Linked DNA regions of Mus musculus: region 1 is linked to region 2. Evidence: chromatin loops called from intact Hi-C (ENCODE). Cell type or tissue: heart. All regions are shown on one strand. Each heading gives the region's core, and the rest is flanking DNA. Links, peaks and the distances in the headings are about the cores only. Region 1 holds the start of Zfp57 (zinc finger protein 57). Region 2 holds the start of Trim26 (tripartite motif-containing 26).

The links. Peaks named below come from ENCODE experiments on the same cell type or tissue, not always from the same donor. Only the 100,000 strongest peaks of a DNase experiment are listed, where the experiment ranks them.
Region 1: a loop joins it to region 2, with 2.4 times the contacts of the local background. A loop is called at or near these places in 1 of 42 quality-filtered maps.

Annotation. Positions count from the first base shown.
Region 1 is chr17:37,000,121-37,004,508 of GRCm38, forward strand. It overlaps Zfp57 (zinc finger protein 57), which reads left to right and starts at 2,405. Exons shown (of 5, transcript NM_001013745.2): 1 at 2,405-2,657; 2 at 3,166-3,195. In heart, for the core only: no CTCF peak of the experiment used is centred there; DNase peaks (open chromatin) are centred at 2,321 and 3,071; H3K4me3 peaks cover 1,613 bases; H3K27ac peaks cover 1,757 bases.
Region 2 is chr17:36,833,899-36,838,286 of GRCm38, forward strand. It overlaps Trim26 (tripartite motif-containing 26), which reads left to right and starts at 3,248. Exons shown (of 10, transcript NM_001025599.3): 1 at 3,248-3,366; 2 at 3,567-3,674. In heart, for the core only: a CTCF peak has its summit at 2,442; DNase peaks (open chromatin) are centred at 2,353 and 3,183; H3K4me3 peaks cover 2,069 bases; H3K27ac peaks cover 2,089 bases.

The DNA of each region.
Region 1 (4,388 bases), core at 319-4,318, 170 kb after region 2:
TTACAGTTTTGGATGTTTTACTCACTCATGTCATGGAGGGTGTCGTATGGGAAAGCACAGGAAATAGTGGAGCAGTAACAGGAAGCAGCCAAGGCAAGATTTAGTCTCCAGATACATCTTCCAGTGGCCTACTTCCTCCAACTAAGTCCTAGCTTCCACAGCTTTACAACCTCCCATTGGATTAGTCTATTCAAACTTTAAATCCACAAATGAATTAAACTATTCATGAGGTTGGAAACTTTATGACATAATTGTTTCTAGGAGTACCTACACACACACACACACACACACACACACACACACAGAGAGAGAGAGAGAGAGAGAGAGAGAGAGAGAGAGATGCTTTACCAATCTCTCAAGTTCATCAAGTTGATTGTTCAGACAGGGTCTCATAGTCTAAGCTAGCCTGAGACTGATTACGTAGCCCAGGATGATCCTTACTTAAAGTTTGCTATTTTCTTGTCTTAGCCCTTTAAGTGCTGGGATTAGAATTGTGTATGACTATGTCTGGCTCCCTATTCAGATCTCTCTCTATATAATGTGAACCCAAACTCTGGCAGGGAATCAATGACACACATCTAATGGTTTCCTAGTTAAGATAGAGTCTCAAGTAGCCCAGGCTAGCCTTGAACTCACTCACTATGTGGCTGAGAACTTTGATCCCCCCTTCATCCATCTTTCAAGTGCTAGGATGACAGGCATGTACTACCACACATGAGAGATGTTCTCTTTAGTAGTTGATAATTTTTTCTACATTCTTTAAATCAAGTTTTCACCTAGCGTAGAGGTGCTGAAACTGAAGAGGCGAGGCGACAAACCCAGTGCTATGCGGACGAGTGTAGTTAACTAAAGATTTATAGACAGAAGCATTTCTTAGACATCAGCGAAGCACGGGAAGAAGGATGCTGAGCTAGATAAAGGTGGAGTGCAGTGGGCTAGAATGTGCCTGGGCTTTCTCAAGAGGTTCTTAGCACATCAAACATCAGCTGGAAACAGCCTAGTGGCCAGCATAAAATGTTGAACCAACCTTTGTAAGGGTTTCATTTGTCCTATAGTGTTTGACTGTGTGCTGGGGCTACCTGCTGGCCAACATGGTGTTTCCACCTCAAGAATTAAGGACCAGAAGCCAGTATACACTCAATCACTGAGTCGAGGGGGTCTTGAATTCAAGGTCAGCATGGCTCCATAGTGAGTTCCTAGGAAGAGCTGTCTCTAAGAAAGTAAGTAAATAATAAATAAATAAATTATTTATTTATTTAAAGTTGAAGAACCTAAATCAGCTAATTATGGTTGCTCAGTTTTGTAAATAAGGTAATTTGAAGTCAGGGTGAGAAACAGTTCATTATTGACGGAAAGCGTGGTTTTTGTTTGTTTGTTTGTTCTTTTACCTCACTACAGGCCTGTTACATATGGATTGCTTCAATCCTTCTTCTTCTTCTTTTTTTTTTTTTTTTGGTTTTTCGAGACAGGGTTTCTCTGTATAGCCCTGGCTGTCCTGGAACTCACTTTGTAGACCAGGCTGGCCTTGAACTCAGAAATCTGCCTGCCTCTGCCTCCCAAGTGCTGGGATTAAAGGCGAGCGCCACCACCACCCAGCAACCTAGTACCTTCTATACTTTCCTATCACCCTCCCCAACTATGTTTGTGCTTTGGCTGCCTGAGACCTGGGTTAAGTGTTATAATTCCAATGGAACTTATTAAAAACAAATCCAAACAAACAAAAGAAAGGATTACAGAGAGAGACTGAAGTGAATTTGGTATGTGAAACACTAATACGACTTGACCGTGATGTGATACCTGTGAAGTGTCTGTATCTTTTTTTTTTTAATCATTATTTTTATTGTCCTGAGTCTGTATGAGTGAATGCCACATATGGGATGGTACCAAACGAAGAGTGTGGGGTTCCCTGGTTACAGGTCTCTCTGTGCTAGGTGTCCTGGAATCCTCTCTAACTACTGAGCTATCCTGTAACTATAGTCTAAGTCTCCTGTGCTTTCTTGGATTTTACTTTAGCTAAGATGTTGCTCCACGGCCCACTTTACTTGTCTGCGAAGTGTTCCAGTTTTTCTTTAGTCTTACCTTATTTTATTTGTGTGTGTGTGTGTGTGTGTGTGTGTGTGTGTGTGTGTGTGTGTGTGTGTGTGTGTGTGTGTGTGTGTGTTTTACTGTGTAGCCCAGGCAGGCGTGGAACTCACTTTCAGCTGCCTAGTACAAGGAATTACGGAAATTGAGTCACCCGTCCCTCCCACCACCCCCTACCCCCATCCCCCACTCCCATTCCCCACCCCAGGAGTAAATACTTATCTTAGGAAATGGAATTTCCTAGCGCAGCTGAGACCAGTGAAGACCAACAGTAGGCGGGACGAGAAGGCGTGGCATTCAGGCATTGGGCTTCTTCAGATCTAAATTTCTGACCTTGGCAGACAGCCACTTGAGATGTGTTACCTGCGGACGGAGCAGAACGGAAGCAGAGGGACAAAGTAGCGGATTCCTGACTTCTGGCAAGGGCCCCTTCCTGGGTTTCACGCCGCTGCGTTCTGGTCGAGGCTGGAACGCGCGCCCAGCCCTTTGTGTGGCTGTGGTCCGAGGCTACGGCTCAGAAGCCGAGCGCTGGGAACGGCAGGACTGCCGAGCCTCAAGTAGGGCTGTCGAGCGCGGTGAGAGCGTGCGGGGACCCGGGTGGAGCCGCTCCCTCGGTGGAGCCACGAGGGCCCGACACCTGGGTGGGAGAAGCCGCCTGGCTCCGCGGTGGAAAGGCTCACGTGGCTGAAACCTCGGGGGATTAGAGTCTGGGACCGGGGCTGACCGGGCAAAGCCGGCGGGCATTTCTTGTCAGATTGTGCGTGAGAGCGGCGGGGCCACAGATTTTAGAGAGCCGGACAGACGGGGTGTATTGTGGCAAGTTTGCCTGATCTTCCTGTCTTAGCTTCCTTTGTGCTATTGGGGCTGACTCCTCAGATTTGTGAAACAATGAATGGGCTTTAGTTGGAGGAGTGCACTCAGGGTTGAGAGACGTCTGCACAGTCCCTCCAGAAATTTACCCAGTGGAAGGGTGAGGCCAGGCCTGGCCCATCTCCCATGCCAGGGGGGTGGGAGTCGGGAGGGACGGGACCTGACCTCCGGCCAATCAACAGCCAAGTCTTATTTAGTCTCTTGCCTTCTCAGGGCTCCTGCACCAGGAAAGAACAATCAGAGGTAAATGAGTGAGGAGGTGGATGGAGGTACCCAACACCTGTCAGTCTCCTTAATCAGCCTGTATCTATATTAAAGACCACTCCCTGCTTTGTGTGAATGTGCAGCAGCTCCTGCTGCTGTTGTTGATGATGTTTTATGCTTTCTGTAGCCCAGGCTGTCCTAGAACTCCCGGAGATCCTGTCTCAGCCTTCCTAGTGTTTAGGTAATCGTCTAGGTCACCACGCATCTTTATGCTATTGTTAAGACTTGTTGATAAAGGGGTCTTTGCTGAGAATGGTTAAAGACAGGTCCTGGAAGACACTAGCATAGAACTGTATGGACAGGTCCTGGAAGACACTGTTTGGAATGTTTTTTTTTTTTTTTTTTTTTCCAACGGAAGAATAATGAGAGGTGAGACAGACAGAAGGAAGGAAGAAAATCAACCTCAGAATGCAGCTTTCCTGGCAACTTTTTTGGGGATCAGAGCTAGCGATTCCTTGAATGCCTTGTTCCTTGCTGGCACTTTCACGTAGCAAAAGAATTGAGAGGAAAAGAAAGGGCCACGAGTCTCTGTGCCTTTATGCTTCCCTGCATCTAGAGAGGAGAAATAGAAATTAAAAAAATTTCAGAGTGAACAAAGAATTTAAATGATATTGGGTTGTTATCACTGTGCTGTACATGTGATACTGGACTCACGCTGCCAAGACTTAAAATGATCCAAAATGATGGGATGGCCTTACATAGTCAGACAGCTTATTTTGGGGTTTGATTTAACTCGTCCCTAGACTAGTACTATGTGGTGCATAGGGATAGATAGATACTCTGATAGTCCTTTATGCTGGGTAGTAGTCACAGGCTACACTTTCCAGACAGCTAGTAGATCAGGAAAGGAAACTACACACTGTCAGTGTACTTTGTTACTAAGCTATAAGGTTCTGTTCGGTAGGCATATTACTTGCATTTCTGACCTAGTGACATTTTCAGCTTAAGAGGTCATCAAAGGCTAGGTCCATTGGAAATATCGTATCTATATATTAAACATTGAAGTCATGGAGCTAGGGGTATGCATAAGGCTCAGTGGCACTTGGTTAGCAGGCATAAGCTTCTAGGTTTGAGCCCCAGGATACCACACACACATTCAAATCACAGAATCTATATTTTAATTTCTGGTCCTGGAAGAGATATAAGCTCTCATCTTTCCAGTGAAATCAAGT
Region 2 (4,388 bases), core at 282-4,281:
GAGAGATGGTTCAGCATTAAAAGCATTTGCTCTCCTGGAGATAACCTGGGTTCAGCTCCCAGCACCCATTTCATCCTCTTACAACAGCCTGTAATTCTAGTTCCAGAGAATCTGATGCCTTCATCTGGCATCCACTGGCACTGGGCATACACATGATGCACATGCATGCATACACACATATGAAACACTTTGGTTGGCTTTTCAACACAAGGTTTGCGATGGTTTGTATATGCTTGTCCCAGTGCGTGGCACTATTAGGAGGTGTATCCTTGTTGGAGTAGGTGTGTCACTATGGGCATGGGCTTTAAGATCCCCATCCTAGCTGCCAAGAAGTCAGTCTTCCACTAGCAGCCTTCAGATGAAGATGCAGGACTCTCAGCTCTGCCTGCACCATGCCTCCCTGGATGCTGCCATGCTCCCACCTTGATAATAATAGACTGAACCTCTGAACTTGTAAGCCAGCCCCAATTAAATGTCCTTTATTAGACTTGCCTTAGTCATGGTGTCTGTTCCCAGCAGAAAAACCCTAACTAAGACAAGGTTTCTCAGTTCAGGCTTAGCTATCCTGATATTCAATCTGTAGACCATGCTAACCTCAGACTCGGAGATCTACCTGCCTCTGCCTCCAGAATGTTGAGGTTAAAGCCTATGTACTGTAAAAGTAACTTTTATTCACTTGGTGTAATTGTCATCTCAGATGGAGGCTTACTGAACTCTGGCTGGCTGGTCAACTCAACTGTTCTGGCTCAAACTCCTCTCCAAGCTGACAGATTAGTCTGGCTTCTCTCTCATCCTCTGACTTTTTGCTCTGCTTGGCCTCAAACTAACTCAGGTAATCTGTTCTGATCTTCTGGTTTCTTCTCATTCTCTGAATCGTTCTGTCTTCACCTGTGTCTAGCTTATCTCTCTTCAACCTGTCTCTGTAAAACTCTCCTGGTAAAACTACCTTCTCTCTTTCTGCACTCTCTTATGCGGTCTCACTTTCCTTTCTGTTCTCATGAGAGATGGGCATATCCTACTCTGTCAAATCTTTCTTTGATTCGTCACTTTGTCTGTCACTCAACTAGACATCACTTTCAAACATAGGTGCTTCCTTCGACTAACTTGACCTTCATTGTTTGAGAAAAAAGGTGTGTGCCAAGGCTGAGCCACACCACAACCAGAAACAGGTTTTTCCAGTGAACAACGCAGTCTCACAGGGTTAACGGTGTGATCAAACATCCTGCAACAGTGTGCCACCATGGCTGGCTTATTTGTTTATTTTATATGTGAGTAGTTCACCCGCATGCGTGTATGGGCCTGACCTGTCTGTATGCCTGGTGCCCAAAGAGATCAGAGTCTAGAATCCCCTGGATCTGAAATTAAAGGCAGTTGTGAATTGTCTTATGGTTGCTGGGCGTGGAATCCAGGTTTTCTACGAGAATAATTGCCCTTAACTTCTGAGCCATCTCTCCACACCCACATCTAAAAAAAAAAACCAAAAAAACAAAAAAACAAAAAACAACAACAAAAAACCCAAAAACAAAAAACAACAACAAAAAAAAAACCCACTATCAGTGTATGAGACATGCATAAATAAATCAAAATAGATTAATGTATGGTGGGTTACCCATTTAGACAGTGAATGAAAAAACAAGTGTTAGTCAACCGAGAGTCACCCACATTTCCAAAACCAAGCTCCCCTATCCCCTGCCCTTCAATCCTCATCATTACTAAAGACCAATGGGACCTGGCTTTTTTTTCACTTTCGCCACTGTCCTGCATTTTCACTATATGCATGTTCCATACCCCATATTATAAAGCCTGCACCATCACAGCCTGCCCTGCTTCTCACTCCACTTCCAATAAATCTTTTTCATGAGCTCTGTTGTGTAATATGATTTTTTTTTTTTTTGGCAGCATTCCTTGGCTCTGACCATCGTTGAGGTACTCCCTGTGACTATTCCTTAAGTATGGAGAAGATTTTTATTGTAGATATAAGGGAAACGCAGGCAGAGTGGGAAGAACCGGTACTGAATATGGGCAGCCTGGTCTACAGAGCGAGTTCCAGGACAGCCAGAGCTACATAGTGAGACTCTGTCTCTAAACAAAACAAAACAAAGCTCCCACCCCCAATATCAACTGAAAGAGCAGGTATCTAGTGATTTTAGGGTGTGCTGAGATCAAAGTCCAGAGCACAGGCATCCAGAACTCCGCTCCACCCCCTACAACAGCTCACAGGAAACTCAAAAGCACTCCCCATATGTTGGTGAAATGTTAGGACTTAGGACTCGGAGCCCTCCTGCAGCTCGGACTACTTCTTTGGAAGTAGCAGGAACTGTGGATTTCCTGCAGAGCAGAAAGCTGTGTGCAAAAAGGGCTTTCAGGCTAGTGGGCGTGGTCGAGTCCTTGGCTGTGGAGCTGCAGGAGGCTCTCAAAGCTCCTGTAGAGGGCCTCAGTACCAGATATTGCAGGTTCTGTAGTTTTTCTCAGTTTTCAACAAATTCCCCCTTCGTAGCCCAGGCTGGTATTGAACTCTAATGCCTCGGTTTCCCTAGCGCCAGGATCTTTAAATGTTTTGCATTTATTTATTTAGCGTAGGTGGAGAGTGCATGTGCTTGTGGAGCTTAGAGGACAACCAGAATAGATGTTCTCATGTCCCATCATGTGGGGGATATGGGATTTGAAAGCCAGTCATCTGATTTGGTGGCAAGCATCTTTACCCACTGAACTATCACTGTGGTGTGGGGTGGAGTGTGGAATGTGTATGTGTGTTTACTTTGTTCTGTACAGCAGGAACAGCACCTGCCTTGTGTAAGGAAGGCTAGTTGTCAAAAATGGTTCATCCTAGCCAGGAGCTTCGAAAATGATATTTGTGATGGATCTTGGAAAAACTTGATAGACTGGTCTGATCTTAGTTAGAGGCAGGCCCTGAGGAGGAAACCCCATCTAAAACCCAGCCCTTGCAGACACCCCAGCCCACCCCTAACCGCAGGGAATCAGAAATGGGGTCTCGAAAGCTATGGGGGCTTCAGCACCCTAACCTACACGAGGCCTCGCGCGACCTCAGCAGCTGGAAGACAACCGTGACGCACTGGCCGCTTCCGATTTCACTTTCCTTTTCTCGGGCCCGGCCGCTTCACCTCTTTGGCCGCTGCCTGGGGATTTGCCCAGTGATCAGTGACGTCAAGAATCCTGAAGTTCCCATTGGAGGATGGAGTTTGGCAAGAGCCAATCCCAGGGCTGGTCCCAGAGAAATCTCGGCGGAGGGCCCGGAGCTCCCGGAGACTGCTGGGCGGGGAGACTGTGGTGCCGGCTGCTTGCTCAGGACCTACCCCGCGGAGCAGCTCCAGGGAGAGGAGTGACCCGGCCCGGAGAGCGGCGCGGGTGAGTGCGGTTTGCACTGGTGAGGAGACGCGGAGGAGCGGCCGCCGTGCGACCCGGGTGGGGACAGCGAAGGCGGCCGCGGGCCCTGGGCAGGGCTAACCAGGCCCGGGCGCGCGGGACGGCGAGCTCGCGTGAGCGCCGCGTCCCCGGCTCGCCTTTGGGCCTTTCGCCCTGAGCTCGCCGTGTTCCTTCCTCCTCAGGTCCAACCCAGACTTACTTCAGTCTCTTCCAGTCCCCAGAGCCAGAAGTGAGCGGGACCCGGATGACGTTCCACCTGGTGGCTTGGAGCCCTGCATGACCAGAAGCAGGTCTTATATTTATGTATCTGTTTATTTTTTTTTTATTTATTTATCCTCAGAGTAAACTGGTTTAGCTAGTTGTACCAAGAGCTGTGCGTTCGTTATCACTGATGATTTTACTACCTAATTAGCTTAGGAAAAGAAAGTATAAACCTGGCTGTGGACTGGTGCACGCCTTTACACCCAGTGCTTGGGAGTTAGAGGCCAGTCTGGTTTACAGACTAAATGAATTCTAGGATAACCAGGGCTACAAAGAGAGCCCCTGTCTTGACCCCCACCCCCACCCCCACCCAAAAAAAAAAAAAAGAAAAGAAAAGAAATGTATGAATTTAACTTTGGGAAGTGAATAGGAGGAGACACTTAACAATTCCCCGTACATTCCAGATTTTGACAACACAACCATTTGTGTGTGTTTCAAAGAAGGGAAGAATGACATGCGCTCGTTCATGCATGCCTGAACCCCTTGTTAGTGAGATGGATTCATGATGCCTAGAGTATTCCTCCCAAGTTAAAACAAACAAACAAACAAACCCATATTTTTCTAAAAGAAAGCTTTCATTAATGCCTTTAAAACTGCAACTTTTAAATTTGATAATGATGACGATGGTGATGACAACGACAGGGTGTCTCCATGTATCCAAAATGGTCTGAAACTGACCATGGCAGCCCAGGTTAGCCTCCTGCCTCGAGTGCTTCGATTACAGAGATTACAGGCATCTGCCC